Linked DNA regions of Homo sapiens: region 1 is linked to region 2. Evidence: read pairs that join two places in POLR2A ChIA-PET (ENCODE). Cell type or tissue: Panc1. All regions are shown on one strand.

Region 1 (8,000 bases), 280 kb before region 2:
TGTGGTGCATATACACTATGGAACACTATGCAGCCATAGAAAGAACAAAATCATGTCCTTTGCAGTAACATGGATGCAGCTGGAGGCCATTATCCTAAGCAAATTAATGCAGAAACAGAAAACCAAATATCACATGTTCTCACTTATGGGTGGGAGCTAAACATTGGATGCACATGGACATAAAGATGGGAACAATAAATACAAGGGATTTCAAAAGCAGGGAGGTAAGGAGGAAGGCAAAGTTTGAAAAACTACCTATCAGGTACTACGTTCACTACTTAGGTGACAAGATCATTAGAAGCCCAAACCTCAGTGTTATACAATACCTCCATGTAACTAACCTGCATGTGTACACCCTGAATCTACAAAAAAACCACATATCGGCCGGGTGTGGTGGCTCACGCCTGTAATCCCAGCAGTTTGGGAGGCTGAGGCAGGTGGATCATGAGGTCAGGAGTTCAAGACCAGCCTGGCCAAGATGGTGAAACCCTGTCTCTACTAAAAATACAAAAATTAGCCGGGCACGGTGGCAGGCGCCTGTAATCCAAGCTACTCGGGAGGCTGAGGCAGGAGAATCGCTTGAACCTGGTAGGTGGAAGTTGCAGTCAGCCAAGATCGTGCCATTGCACTCCAGCCTGTGCGACAAAGTGAGAATCCATCTTAAAAAAAAAAACCACCACACCTCACTGTGACATTATGAACAAAACAATGACTGAAAAAATTCTCCTTATATTCCAACTCCGATTAGTAGACTGTCAGAATCGACATGCACAATTTTGAACGTCACATCTCAGATGGGGCTGGCACTAAAAGAGACATTGTCACTGCACACAAAAATCTGTTGACAACCCAACTGATCATTTAATGCTAGAAGGGATGTTGTAATTTTTCCATTGTAATGTGATAGTTTATAACATATATAAAGGCATTTGATTATGCTGTAATTATATTTTTAGGAAAATTTGGTTAAAGGTTTTGGGTTGACATATGACATTGTATTTTATTCCCATCTGAAATAATGGAAAATAGGCTCCAGTCAGCATTTTTATAGAAAATGTCTGATTTTCAGGAATGGATTGCTGAAAGTACAGATGCCTGTAATTTCCTGTGGCAGGAAACCTGAATTTGAATTGTTTTAGAAATACCTCCACTGAAATACAAATCAATACTCTTCTTGTATTAAGAATCAATATGATAATTGGCTATATTAAGAGTTTCTGCATCTTCTGCAGAACAGCAATTACTAATTCGTTGTCCATAAAACCACTGAGCCACAGGCCTGGCTGTGCCTCACACCCACCTGAGGAGTCTTTCAAATACATAAATGTACATGCCCCACCCTAGACAAATTAAACAATTTCTGGGGATGGGGCTCATGCATCCGAATTTTTTAAACTTCCCAGATCATTCTAAAGTTTGAGAACCATTGCTCTAAACAACAAATTTCTCCAAGAGCTTAGAAGTAGGCAAATATTGACATGACAACAAGAATTATGAAACCCACTTATTTCCTTTTTTATTTTGGCTCCCAGGAAACTCTGTCAAGCTTAGTTATAATAACTCTCTTGTTCCTGGTTCTTCAATTAACTCTTTCCTTTCTCCAGATGTCCAGATGCTTTTACCTGGATGTCTCGATGCTTTCATCTTAATTCACTTGTATTACAATAAAATTCCAAATTTTCTGTGTCCCATCATCAGAACTTCCACCTACCCTTACCAACCATTCTAGCATACATGACCACACACACACACACACACACACACACACGCACACACCCCTACACACACACCAGTGTTTATCCTACTATTCTATTCCTGGAAGTCACACCTCCTGCTTTTGACTTTTTTTTTTTTCTCCTCCTGAAGTGTGATTGCCTTAAACGTGTTCTACAGTGGTTAAAACCTTGACTAATCCAATTTTCTATGAATCAAGGATATCAAATATTAACATCAACCTACTCTCTGTAGCTAAAAAATATTTTACTTTGGGAACAAAATATATGGCCTCATTTATGCCTGAATTCGTCAACCAGCTAAACTTTTTTGTGTTGCTCTTTTCATAACCTCCGACAAAGTGATATGGAATTAGACACCCTGTGAACTGTTTTTTGGCTCTAATGTGTGGGCTGCGCTTCACTAGAGGGAATAAAATAATCCACTGTCATTTCTGTTTTTATCATATTCACTTTTGGCAGAGAATTTATCCACTCTTCAATATAGAGTTATTTATGTGCTACAGTCTTGCATTTTTGCATTCCCCAGAGAACGCACCATTAAAACTCTTAATGTGACACCTCATATTTTTAGTAGACTAGAAAATAGTTACAATTTTAATTTAAATTGAAATGACTGTGTAATAGCTGGACAAATCAGTTTGAGATCCCCAGAGCTCTTAATTGTAATTCTCCATTGTTTTCTATGCATAAATTTCTTTTCCAAAGTGCTCATTTTGAAATATTCACTCATTTTTTCAGCTGTTCCACGCTCATTCCAAACTCACTTATTTAATAATTTTCTATGGTTAACAACTTCATGATTAAACTTTAATGTTAAATATAAATGGTTGAAATAATAAGCTTATTAGAGTGTTTAGAAAAGAAAGAGGATTAGACATTTAAGAAATGATGAATTTAAGTATCAAGAGTAAGGAAAGGAGAGATATTCGTTCTGGCCAAGAACAAAGCAGAAGCACAGATGTAATAGTATATATATATATGTGGAGAGAGAGAGATTAGAGATATATATGGTACAGGTTTAGTATCCCTTACTCAAACTGCTTGGGACAAGAAGTGTTTCAAATTTTTTCAGATTTGGAAATATTTGCATCATACCGGTTGAGCATCCCTAATCCAAAAATCTGAAATCTGAAATGTTCCGATGAGGACTTCCCTTGAGCATTATTTTGGAGCTCAAAAAGTTTCAGATTTGGGAGCATTTGGGGTTTGGGGATTAGGGGTTCTCAACCTGTGGATATGATGTCTAAGTCTTCTCCAAGCAATGGGGAGAGGAACTTAATATGACAGAATTGTGGGCTGGAAGCAGCTGGGAAGTGTATGGTCTAACCTACTCATTTTATGAACTCAGAATACAAGGTTCAGAAAAGGGAAAGATATTTTTCAAAATCAAATTATTTATTAGCCAAGACCAGCCTAAGAGAAGAATCGGAAACGAACTAAAAGAAGGCAGGGAGAATTCTACTAAAGCAGTCAAATAGCCTCCTTGTGTCCACCAACACAAATGTCAGGACTGAACAATAAATTATATCATAGCCTCCCACTTACCTGCCACGCTGAGGATGTTTCATGGCGTCTGACTTTTAGTTTAAAAACAACAGCAACATCAGAAAAAAACAATACCTGAGAAACTGTGAGATCAGATTTTGTTTTAATCCTTCTGGCAATGCTAAGAAGATAAAAATATCTCCAAGAGAAAACTGATGGAGGCCAGGCATGGTGGCTAACACCTGTAATCCCAGCATTTTGTGAGGCCAACATGGGCAGATCTCTTGAGCTCAGGAGTTTGAGACCAGTCTGGGCAACATAGCAAGACCTCGTCTCTAAAAATAATAATAATAATAATACAAAAATTAGTGGGGTGTGGTGGCACGTGCCTGTAGTCCCAGCTACTTGGGAGGCTAAGGTGGGAGGATCACTTGAGCTCAGGAAGTCAAGGCTGCAGTGAGCTGTGTTCGCGCCACTGCACTCTAGCCTGGGTGATAAAGTGAGACCTTGATTCAGAAAAAAAAAAAAAAAAAAGAAAATGGTGGAATGTCTCTTATATAAGCCTTGAAAGGTTTGCTCAGCTCCTTTGAACATTGTTGGAAGAAAGGACATCTATTCTTCCCCTCTGTGGCACACACAAAACCCCCAGGAGACACACACACACACACACACACACATGCACGCACACACGCACATACACACAAGGGCCTAATAAGAACTGACTGCTGAGCTGTCCCTGTACTTAATGAAGAAGACTTAAACCACCTACACAAGAGCCATGGAGAGGTTACTGGAGACCTGGGGTCTAATACTGACTCTGGCATTGACCTGGGTCAAGTTCATTTTCCACCCTAGGCCTCAATTTCCTCATCTGCAGGATGAGAAGTTAGGCCACAGGACCACCCTTCCCTCTAATTTTCCATGGCTTCTCATTCCATCAGTTAACTCCATCTTCTTGCCCTTTATTCAGCATCTACTGAGCATCTTCTTAGGCAAGACTATGCTTGGCACGGGGAACATCAGAGTGAACAAGACACTGCCCCTCCCCTCCAGGGGCTCAGAGCCTACAGGAATGAGACAAACAGTATAGAATGTGGGAGGGAAGCAAGAGGGCGTTTAGGATAAACATGAAGTTTCCGGCATGAGCTTTGAATGGGTGGTCATGCCATTGTCCAAAATGGATGGAGTGACCGTACAATGTATCATACAAACCAGGACACTTTTGGAGTAAAAGAGAGAATTATTAATAATTATGCTGGGAACAACAGGCTTCAACTGAGACCATCCCAGGAAACCTGGGATGTATATCACCCTGAAAATGGAGACTATGCAGAAAGTAGATTTGGGGGGATAGTAGTTTGACTCTAGAAATGTTGCCTTTTAGGTGACTATGGAACATCCAAATGGAATTGTGCACACAGGGACTTGGGACTCAGGAGAGAGGTCTGGGCCAGAGATACAGATTTGGGACCCAACAGAAGCCATTGAGATGCCGGGATCATCCAGAGAAATGTGAAGAGTATGAAGAGAAGGGGGTCAAAGTAAGAGCCTGGAATCAAGGGGAAGGCAGAGGAAAAAGCTGAAGAGCAGACTGAGAGATGTGGTAGGAATGGTGGGAAAATCTGAAGAGGGTAAAATCAAAGGCAGGCAGCCATGCAGATGGAAGAGGCGGTCAGCAGAGTCAGGCTGTGAAGAGAAACAGTGATCACGGAGTCAGCAAGTAAGTCAAAGGTGCCCTTGGAGATTCCACCTCTGAGCATTTCCTGCACAGCCACACTCTAAGATCACCCTAAAACCTAGAGATTTCTCACCTTACCTTTAAAACAAGTCCCATCTGAAACAGATGCCTGTCTGTGCATCTGATACCCAAAGGCTGCAGGGTACTATCTGATATGGTTTCACTCTGTGTCCCCACCCAAATCTCATCCCAAATTTTAATCCCCATGTGTCAAGGGAGGGATCTGGTGGGAAGTGATTGAATCATGGGGGGCAAATTTCCCCTATGCTGTTCTCATGATAGTAAGGGAGTTCTCACAAGATCTGATACTTTAAAAGTGTGGCACTTGCCCCCACCTTCCTCCTGCCACCACATAAGACGTTCCTTGCTTCCCTTCACGTTCTGCCATGATTGTAAGTTTCCTGAGGTCTCACCAGCCATGCAGAACTGTGAGTCAATTGAACCTCTTTTCTTTATAAATTACTCAGTCTCAGGTAGTTCTTTATAGCAGTGTGAAAACGGACTCATACAGAAAATTGGTACCAGAAGTAGGGCACTGCTATAACAATACTTGAAAATATGGAATTGACTTTGGAACTGGGTACCAGGCAGAGGTTGGAAGAGTTTGGAAGGCTCAGAAGAAGACAGGAAGATGGGGGAAAGTTTGGAACTTCCTAGAGACTTGTTGAATGGTTTTGGCCAACATGCTGATAGTGATATGGACAATAAAGTCCAGGCTGAGGCGGTCTCAGATGGAGATGAGTAACTTATTGGGAACTGGAGCAAAAGTCACACCTATGCTTTAGCAAAGACAGTAATGGCATTTTGCCCCTGCCCTAGAGACCTGTGGAACTTTGAACTTGAGAGAGATGATTTAGGGTATCTGGCAGAAGAAACTTCTAAGCAGCAAAGCATTCAAGATGTGACCTGGCTTTTTCTGAAAATGTACAGTCGTATGCATTCACAAAGAGATGGTCTGAAGTTGGAACTTATGTTTAAAAGGGAAGTAGAGGGTAAAAGTTTTGAAAATTTGCAGCCTAACCATGTGGTAGAAAAGAAAAACCCATTTTCTAGGGAAGAAAGTCAAGCCTGCTGCAGAAATTTGCATGAGTAACAAGGAGCCAAATGTTAATAACCAAGACAATGGGGAAAACATCTCCAGGGCATTTTCTCCAGGGAAACTTCTCCTGTGATGGGAGGGGCTGCTCAGATCTTCATGGCAGCCCCTTTTATCACAGGCCTGGAGGCCTAGGAGGGAAAAATGGTTTCCTGTGCTGGGCCAGGGCCCCGCTGCTCTGTGCAGCCTCAGAACATGGTGCCCTGTGTTCGAGCCACTCCAGTTCCAGCCATGGCTAAAAGGGGCCAAAGTACAGCTTAGGCAGCTGCTTCACAGGGTCCAAGCCCCAAGCCTTGGCAGCTTCCACGTGGTGTTAGGCCTGTGGGTGTGCAGAAGATAATAGTTAAGGTTTGGGAACCTCTGCCTAGATTTCAGAGGATGTATGGAAATGCCTGGATGTCTAGGCAGAAGTCTGCTGCAGCAGTGGAGCCCTCATGGGGAACCTCTACTAGGGCAATGCAGAGGGGAAATATGGGTTGGAGCCCCCACACAGAGTCCCCACGGGGGTACTACCTAGTGGAGCTGTGAGAAGAGGACCACCATCCTCCAGACCCTAGAATGGTAGATCCACTGAAAGCTTGCACCATGCAACTGGAAAAGCCTCAGGCACTCAATGCCAGCATGTGAAATCAGCCGCAGGGGCTGTACCCTGCAGAGCCACAGGGGTGGATCTGCCCAAGGCCTTGGGAGCCCACCTCTTGCATCAGTGTGTCCTGGATGTGAGACATGGAGTCAAAGGAGAGAATTTTGGATATTTAAGATTTAATGACTGCCCTGTTGGGTTTTGGACTTGCATGGGGCCTGTAGCCCCTTTGTTTTGGCCAATTTCTCCCATTTGGAATGCGAGCATTTACCCAATGTTTGCACTCCCATTGTATCTCAGAAGCAACTAACTTGCTTTTGATTTTACAGGCTTATAGGCAGAAGAGACTTCCCTTGTCTCAGATGAGACTTTGGACTTGAACTTTTGGGTTAATGCTGAAATTAGTTAAGAGTTTGGGGGACTGTTGGGAAGGTATCATTGTGTTTTGAAATGTAAGAAAGACGTGAGATTTTGGAGGGGCAAAGGGCAGAATGATATGGTTTGGCTCTGTGTCCTCACCCAAATCTCATCTCAAATTGTAATTCCCACATGTTGAGGGAGGGACCTGGTGGGAGGTAATTGGATCATGGGGGCGATTTCCCCCATGCTGTTCTCATGATAGTGAGTGAGTTCTCATGAGATCTGATGTTTTAAAAGTGTGGCACTCCCACTCTCTTTCTCTCCTGCCACCATGGAAGATGTGCTTTGCTTCCCCTTCATCTTCTGCCATGATTGTAACTTTCCTGAGGCCTCCCCAGCCATGCAGATCTGTGAGTCAATTAAGCCCCCTCTTTATAAATTACCCAGTCTCAGGTAGTTCTGTATAGCAGTGTGAAAATGGACTAATGCACTATCTAAAAGAACAAACTGCATCATGGACCTGGAAAGAACTTTACAACTGTAAATACTGTACTGAAGTCCTCTCTCCTCTACCTAACATACTTTCTGTCTACAATGTGAAGCAATTTCTCCTCACCTTCATCCTCATTCCCTTCTGCCTTTGATATTCATAGGTCTTACTGGTCTAGCCTCTACCCTATTATTCTTGCAGCCAAATTCATGAGCATGTGGTCTGAGCTTCTTGTCTCCACATCCCCACCATTCTCTTGTCTTCCTGAGGCCAAGCTTCTGCCCCTACCACATTCTAGAAACTGCCCCTGGCTCCTCCTTGACATATCCAAGGCCCTCTTCTCATTCCCTAGACTCTTTGTCCTCTGCAGCATCCAGTACTTCCAATTATCCCTCCTTCAAAGGTCTCCACTCTTGGCTTTGATGACTTACTGTTTCTTTTCTCATTTCTCTTCAACTTCTTCACCTACTTTTTAGGGCCATGGTTTACAAAGGCTGGGTCTAGCTGCAGTT
Region 2 (8,000 bases):
CTTTTGGCATTAATTGCATTGAATTATGTTTTCTTCTTATACTTTACCTTCAAAAAATTTTTTTGGCTCTGTTTACAAAGGCCAGTTTAAATATTGGGGATTGTCAGTTGAATCGATCTGGTTCATACACAAGAAGTCTACTTTGGGCCTGATATGTATATATTTTAAATTATGTCCAAACTATTGGTGGTGGTTTCATTGTGTTTTTTGCTTTTGTTCTTTTTATCTCTAAAGAAACCTGGTCTCTAGGGGGGGCTTTTCTTTTTTTTTTTTTTTTTTTTTTTTTGAGACGGAGTCTCGCTCTGTCGCCCAGGCTGGAGTGCAGTGGCGCAATCTCGGCTCACTGCAAGCTCCGTCTCCCGGGTTCACGCCATTCTCCTGCCTCAGCCTCCCGAGTAGCTGGGACTACAGGCGCCCGCCACCACGCCCGGCTAATTTTTTGTATTTTTAGTAGAGACGGGGTTTCACCGTGTTAGCCAGGATGGTCTCGATTTCCTGACCTCGTGATCCGCCCGCCTCGGCCTCCCAAAGTGCTGGGATTACAGGCGTGAGCCACCGCGCCCGGCCGGGGCTTTTCAATACTCATCAGTACGCTTGACGGCCCAGCCCTTGCAGTAAATATTTCTGTGAGCTGGGCGTTTGGAACATCTGGCTGCCGATCTGGATGGACTTAAATTTAGTCTTTTTCACCATCAATTTCTAGTGGCTTCCCTCCCATTTTCTGCGTGTTATATGCAGGAATCTATCACTCCCTTGGTAGTTTCCAGTGCAGACCAATCTAAGCAGTCTTTTTCTCTGCTGTTTTGATCAAGATCCTCCTCTCTCATTGTGTTGGAGCTGGATCAAGAAGTTGGTTGATAATTGGGATTTTCCAAATGGTTTCTTTGTTCTGTTTGTTGGTCTCTGTCTTTGTGAGCTTTGTTCAGACTGATTTCACTCTCTTTACAGAGAGTGGTAGCTTATAGCATTCCAGAGTCTCCTTTATTATTGTACCAATCAAGAGACATGAGTTTCATTTTTAACTTCTTTCAAAGGCAAGCCACTGAAAGAGACTTCTAGAATATATAGTTGGCTACAGAAAATTTTGTATACTACAGATTTTAGAAATGAGCATTTGAAATTAAGAGTGATGATAGAGGGAGAAGGCAAAATCATTTTAGGTTACTAATGTTACAAGTGATTGTGCTTCATAATTATGAAGGTGCTTTTGGGTTAAATTTTTTTTCTTCTGCTAAGTGTGTTATGCTAGTATCCATTTGTTCATTTATGGTATAGAAGCCAGACTGCCCTCCGGGTTGTCTCCAGACCTTAGATTCTGAAGATAAGCTTTTTGTCTACCTTTGCCAGGTACTTCCTGTCACCCCTTAAAATGTTTTTGTTTTCTAATTTATTAATCTTTTCTATAGCTGATTTTGTGCTTTTGAGACAGGAGATTTTTCTGGAAATATGGGGGAAAAAAGGGAAGAGAAGTTTAAGGAATATTATTAAGGAACAGGAGATCAGCAGGGTAAAGAACTGTCTGAAACGACTCTCCTTTCTTCCTGCCTACCATGTATATATTGATTGTTTCCTAAATGGAAATGGAGAAAATGGATTAGGGTCTCTTGACTATGTATTTAGAATTTATTCAATTCATTCAGTCAGCAAGTAGTACTTATCGATAGGTAGCTATGTGTCTAGGCATTTAGGGAATACAGCCAGATAGAAAACAGATAGATTCTAGTATAGCATTTTACAATAAGTGAAGTGGATAAAAGAAAAGTTACAGATTACAGCCTTTCTTTCTCTCCTGTTTTTTTTTTTTTGTTTTTTGGTGGGTAGACTGAGTCTCCCTTCGTTGCTCAGGCTGGAGTGCAGTGGTACAGTCTTGGCTCACTGCAACCTCTGCCTCCCAGGTTCAAAAGATTCTCAGCCTCCTGAGTAGCTGGGATTACAGGCGTGTGCCACCACGGCCAGCTAATTTTTTGCATTTTTATGTTTGTTTGTTTGTTTGTTTATTATTTTGAGATAGAGTCTCCCTCTGTTGCCCAGGCTGGAGTGCAGTGGCAAGATCTAAGCTCACTGTAGTGTCTGCCTCCTGGTTCAAGTGATTGTTGTGCCTCAGCCTCCCAAGTAGCTGGGACTGCAGGTGTTCATCACCGTGCCTGGCTAATTTTTGTATTTTTAGTAGAAATGGGACTTCACCATGTTGACCAGGCTAGTCTCGAACTCCTGGCCTCAAGTGATCCACCCAACTCAGCCTCCCAAAGTGTTTGGATTACAGGTGTGAGCCACCATGCCTGGCCAGATTATAGCTTTCAACAGGATCATCAGGTGTTATTCTGGGGAGGAGAGTGGGTGGATATCATATTTAAAAATCAGATCGCTACATATACAACAGCCCCCTGACGTCTTTCTATGACACGTGGGTATTGGTTTTGCAAAAACTAAAATGAACCTGTTGCCCTCTGCACACTCACTCTCTCTCCCTTCCCCACTTCTTCATAGTCTAACTCAGAATTAAAGGGATCATAGAGCACGTTTACGCCAACCTGCTTTTTATTTTTATTTTATTTATTTATTTTTATTTTTCAGACAGAGTTTCGCTCTTACTGCCCAGGCTGGAGTGCAATGGTGTGATCTTGGCTCACTGCAACCTCCGCCTCCCGGGTTCAAGTGATTCTCCTGCCTCAGCCTCCCGAGTAGCTGGGATTACAGGCATCCGCTACCACGCCCGGCTAATTTTGTATTTTTAGTAGAGACGAGGTTTCTCCATGTTGGTCAGGCTGGTCTCAAACTCCTGACCTCAAGTGATCCTCCCACCTCAGCCTCCCAAAGTGCTGGTATTACAGGCGTGAGCCACCATGCCTGGCCCCAACCTGCTTTAAAAAAAAATAAACTTGGGAGCTGTGACCACCATGGGAGAAATTACTTGTTCAGGGGTAACCCACAGTGCTAGGGGTAGACCAGATCTTCTGTATCGAATGCAAGTTATATAAAATATTTGCTTAGGTATTCTGAGCACATTGTCAAAACGTGTTGATTCTTTGCTTGTTGTCTTTGCCTATCTTTCAGGCATGGTGTATTTCTCAGATTGGGGAAGAAAAGATGATTTTTCTTACATGATTTTTCTTATAAGTTTTCTCACTTTTAACTAATCCATGTGTGACTGGGGATGGAACCACAGTTCAGGCAAGGAGTATGAGGGCCAATTTATTTGTTGGACATCCTCTCTACAGCCTTGGAGGTGGTGTCCAATCCCCAATTTTTTGGCTTGATCTGTTGTTCTCCAGCTTAAAGTTTCTCTCCTGATATGTATCTGTTTATAGTTTATAGTGCTGGAAGAAACTGATTCCAGCTCTGATGTTAATTATTAAATCCTGTGAGTTACAAATTCTCATTAATTTATATTGGGCACAGCAATTTGCACAAGCCCTCCAGCATTATTTTTACATTCGTTCACAGGGCCATATTCCATAATTTCTAGGTGGCAAACGTTTATATTTGAGTAGCTACTACATACAGAGCAATGTTCTAGATACTGGGGATACTGCATTGAAGAAAACAGAAGTCTTTGCTCTTATGCAGCTTGCTTTCTGTGAGTGGGGAAAGGCAAGACAATAAAGATATTGTTAACTGATTATTTGTGTTGTGAAGAATAAGAAAGCAGGGAAGGGGGCATAGAAGTACTGGGAGAAGGTTGTCCTCTTTTTTTTTTTTTTTGGAGACAGAGTCTTGCTCTGTTGCCCAGGCTGGAGTGCAGTGGCGCGATCTCAGTTCACTGCAAGCTCTGCCTCCTGGGTTCACTCCATTCTCCTGCCTCAGCCTCCCTAGTAGCTGGGACTACAGGTGCCTGTCACCACGCCTGGCTAATTTTTTGTATTTGTAGTAGAGAGGGGGTTTCACTGTGTTAGCCAGGATGGTCTCGATCTCCTGACCTCGTGACCCACCCGCCTCGGCCTCCCAAAGTGCTAGGATTACAGGCGTGAGCCACCGTGCCCGGCCGAAGGTTGTCCTTTTAACCAGGTAGTCACAACACCCTTTGAAGTAGGGACTGCTTTATTCCAGTTTTATCAGTGAGGAATCTGAGGCACAGATTAAATATTTACCCAAGATCACACAGCAGTACACTGGGATTCCATCCCAAGCTGCCTTGCTCAAGTCTGTACTCTGCTGTTTGAAGAAACCTATTCCTATTTTAACTTCACCCATTCAACTGTGACATGCTTGGAGAAACATATCTGCAAGTGGAGAAGGCCTCAGAGAGTCACAGTGGAACTGAACCATTGGCACCAGTCCTTCTCGGTAGTTTTTTTTCTTGCCCCCAGGCCTTTATTCTGATTCATGACTATTTGTTATTCCAGGCTCCTTGCCAAGTCATCCCTACCCTGTGTCAGGTTCAGAATTCTGTGCGAGTTTTTTGTTTGTTTGTTTGTGACAGGGTCGCACTTTGTTACCCAGGCTGGGGTGCAGTGGCGCAATTTCTGCTCACTGCGACCTCTGCCCCCACCTTCAAGGGATTCTCCCACCTCAGCCTTCCCAAGTAGCTGGGAATACAGATGCCGTGCCACCTGTAGTCATGTTTCACTTAGATACTGAAATTAACTCAGCTAATGTCAGTTTGAAAATAGTCACATTTTCACAGTGACAACAAGCTTGAGCTGGGGAACTAGGTCTGACCTGAGAATGAGATAAAATATTGAAGAATTTGATAAGACTATTCTCTCAGTTGAGGTGAATTAACTTGTAGCCTCAATTATATATTTTTTCAGAGTTCTTGATACATTGCCAGGAGGATGGCCATTTGAGAAACGAAAATAGAAGAGTTCTTCCTAAACTGCTTATGTGTACTGATTCAGAGCAGGAGTCTTTCTTGACAAGAATTCCTTATAGTAGGCTTCATTCATTTGTCTTGGAAAAAAGCACCCATCCAGCTTGTGGTATAAGTAATCCCATGCATACTGCCTTCAGGGAAGATGGAAAATGTACTTACAGGTTCAATATCGCTTATCTAAAATGCTTGGGACCAGAAGTGTTTGGGATTTTGGATTTTTTTCAGGTTTTGTATATTTGCGTTATATACTGGTTGAGCATCCCAAATCTGAAAATCCAAAATGTTCCATTGAGTACTTCCTTTGAGTGTGAAATCTTTGCTCAGAAAGTTTTGGATTTTGTAGCATTTCAGATTTTGGATTTTTAGATTTTTGCTCGAGATGTACCAGTTTTTCTTCTGTGACTGTATACTTCCTTTTTCTTGATCTTTTTACTTTTTAGTATTTATTTGTTTATTTTTGAAATGGAGTCTTGCTCCATTGCCCAGGCTGGAATGCAGTGGTGTGATCTCGGCTCACTGCAACCTCCACTGCCAGGGTTCAAGCAATTCTCCAGCCTCAGCCTCCCGAGTAGCTGGGATTACAGGCATGCACCACCACCATGCCCAGCTAATTTGTTGTTGTTGTTGTTGTTTTTTGAGACAGAGTCTTGCTCTGTCACCCAGGCTGGAGTGCAGTGGCACCATCTCGCCTCACTGCAACCTCCGCCTCCCAGGTTCAAGCGATTCTCCTGCCTCAGCCTCCTGAGTTGCTGGGATTACAGGCGCGTACCACCACATTTGGCTAATTTTTGTATTTTTAGTAGAGATAGGGTTTCACCATGTTGGCCAAGCTGGTCATGAACTCCTGACCTCAAGTGATCTGCCCGCCTCAGCCTCCCAAAGTGCTGGGATTACAGGCATGAGCCACTGCGCCCAGCCTGTATTTTTTTTTCGTAGAGATGGGGTTTCACCATGCTGGCCAGGCTGGTCTTCAGCTCCTGTCCTCAAGTGATCCACCTGCTTTGGTCTTCCAAAGTGCCGGGATTACAGGCATGAATCATCATGCCTGGCCTCTTTTTAATTTTTAAAAATTACATATTGATTGTTGGCCAGGCGCAGTGGCTCATGCCTGTAATCCCAGCACTTTGGGAGGCCGAAATGAGTGGATCACTCAACCTCAAGAGTTTGAGACCAGCTGACCAGCCTGGACAACATGGCAAAACCCTGTGTATACAAAAAATACAAAATTAGCTGGGCCTAGTGGTACACACCTGTGGTCCTAGCTACTCAGGAGGCTGAGGCGGGAAGATTACTTGAGGTTGCATGGAGATCAAGCCACTGCATTCCAGCCTGGGTGATGGAGTGAGACCCTGTCTCCAAAAAAAAAAAAAAAATCACATATTGATTGTAAAAACAAACACAGCACTCTATTCAGTTTCTCTCCTGAGAAATAACAATTGGAATTTCAGTATTAACAGATTGTTTTTTCTTACCATATTTGTATGAAATGTTTTTCATCCTTGTAAAATCAAGTTCCTTGATTGTACCTTGGTAGAGAAAGATTCTCTAGCTTAAGATAGGAACTAGATTTGTAAAAGTTAAGCAGTGTTTCATTTAAAAAGTGGTGGAAGTGGCTGGGTTTGGTGGCTCATGCTTGTAATCCCAGCAGATTGGGAGGCCAAGGCAGGCAGGTCACTTGGGGCCAGGAGTTCGAGACCAGCCTGGCCAACATGGTGAAACCCTGTCTCTACTAAAAATACAAAAATTAGCTGAGCGTAGTGGTGCACGCCTGTAATCCCAGCTACTCGGAAGGTTGAGGCAGGAGAATCTCTTGAACCCAGAAGTGGAGTTTGTATTGAACCGAGATTGCACCACTGCACTCCCGCCTGGGTGACAGAGTGAGATTCTGTCTCCAAAACCAAAAAAAGTGATGGAAGTATTGTTAATTTATAGAATTATTATTGGTACTTTTAGGTAAATAGTTCAAATATCAAAAATAAAAGTTAACCTACTGTTAGAATTCAAGTAAGATGTATAATTTTAAATCAAAAGCGGGCAGGATTAACTTGCAGCTTCTACTCGGATGGACAAAACAGTGTGTGGAGACTCACATCGTGAACTTTTGCTTCAAGAACTACCGCAGGAACATAACAGTAAAACCGAAATTATTCACAGACCCTTTGAAATAAGCGGCTTGTCGCTGCAAATTCCATGAGACAGCCAAAAGCTGTGAGTGCCCAAAGTGAAGAGGGGGAAAGTCTGCCTCTGAACACACATCCTCACTGGGGAACCTGAAAATCCAGATCATGGGAGAAGGATTTAACCTTACCTGGAGCTGATACGAATTTAGAGAGCCAAATGAAATATAAAAGTTGATGCAAGGCCAGGCGCGGTGGCTCCCAGCCAAAAAGTGCTGTAATCCCAGCACTTTGGGAGGCCAAGGTGGGTGGATCATCTGCAGTCAGGAGTTCGAGACCAGCCTGGCTAACGTGGCGAAATCCTATCTCTACTAAAAATACAGAAATTAGCTGGGCATGTGGCACATGCCTGTAATCCCAGCTACTTAGGCAGCTGAGGCAGGAGAATCGCTTTAACCAAGGAGGCGGAGGCTGCAGTGAGCTGAGATGGTGCCGCTGCACTCCAGCCTGGGCCACAGAATGTGACTCTGTCTCAAAAAAAAAAAAAAAAAAAAAAAAAAAATATCGAGGCAGCAGCAAGAAGGAGCCCTGTAGACACTTCTAGTCCCCAGGGAAGCCATTTCTGACTTTTATCTTACCAGGGGTTCTTGGGAAAGGCTGCCATTAGAAATGGGGAAGGACCACAGGGAGAAGAAAACTTACAGCCTAACTTTGTAATAATTTTGACTGAGTGCAAATTTTCCTGGGCAATATTTGGGAGTGGGCAAACCGAAAGTGCAGATACTGGCACAGAAGTTAGGGCAGGCAGGGAGGGGCAAGACCTGAAATCCTTGCCTGCTTTCTCAGCAGGGGCTTTTGTAGCCTGGGGCAAAATCTCAGCCTTGCTCTAAGGCTGCCTGGATATAACGGTGTTGTCAGGGCATGGTGGGACTGAGACCGGCCTTGCTGGTTGTGGAGGAATTCGGTGAGGCCTGTCACTGCCAGCTTGCCCCCAACTCCCTGGTGATCTGTTTGAAGCAGCAGAGGCAACCATAATCCCCCAGGGAATACAATTTTATTGGCCTGAGAAT

The links. ChIA-PET counts read pairs that join two places held together with the same protein. Peaks named below come from ENCODE experiments on the same cell type or tissue, not always from the same donor. Only the 100,000 strongest peaks of a DNase experiment are listed, where the experiment ranks them.
Region 1: POLR2A ChIA-PET joins it to region 2 with 14 read pairs; 2 of 35 experiments call an interaction of 5 or more read pairs at or near these places.

The regions. Positions count from the first base shown.
Region 1 is chr9:36,697,387-36,705,386 of GRCh38, reverse strand. No RefSeq gene overlaps it. Among named protein-coding and RNA genes, the nearest start is that of MIR4475, 120 kb to the left of the region's middle. In Panc1, a CTCF peak has its summit at 4,349; no DNase peak of the experiment used is centred here; H3K27me3 peaks cover 2,013 bases.
Region 2 is chr9:36,416,235-36,424,234 of GRCh38, reverse strand. It overlaps a transcript of RNF38 not described here. Among named protein-coding and RNA genes, the nearest start is that of RNF38, 20 kb to the right of the region's middle. RefSeq lists an enhancer at 7,925-8,000. In Panc1, no CTCF peak of the experiment used is centred here; a DNase peak (open chromatin) is centred at 4,244; H3K4me3 peaks cover 238 bases; H3K27ac peaks cover 634 bases.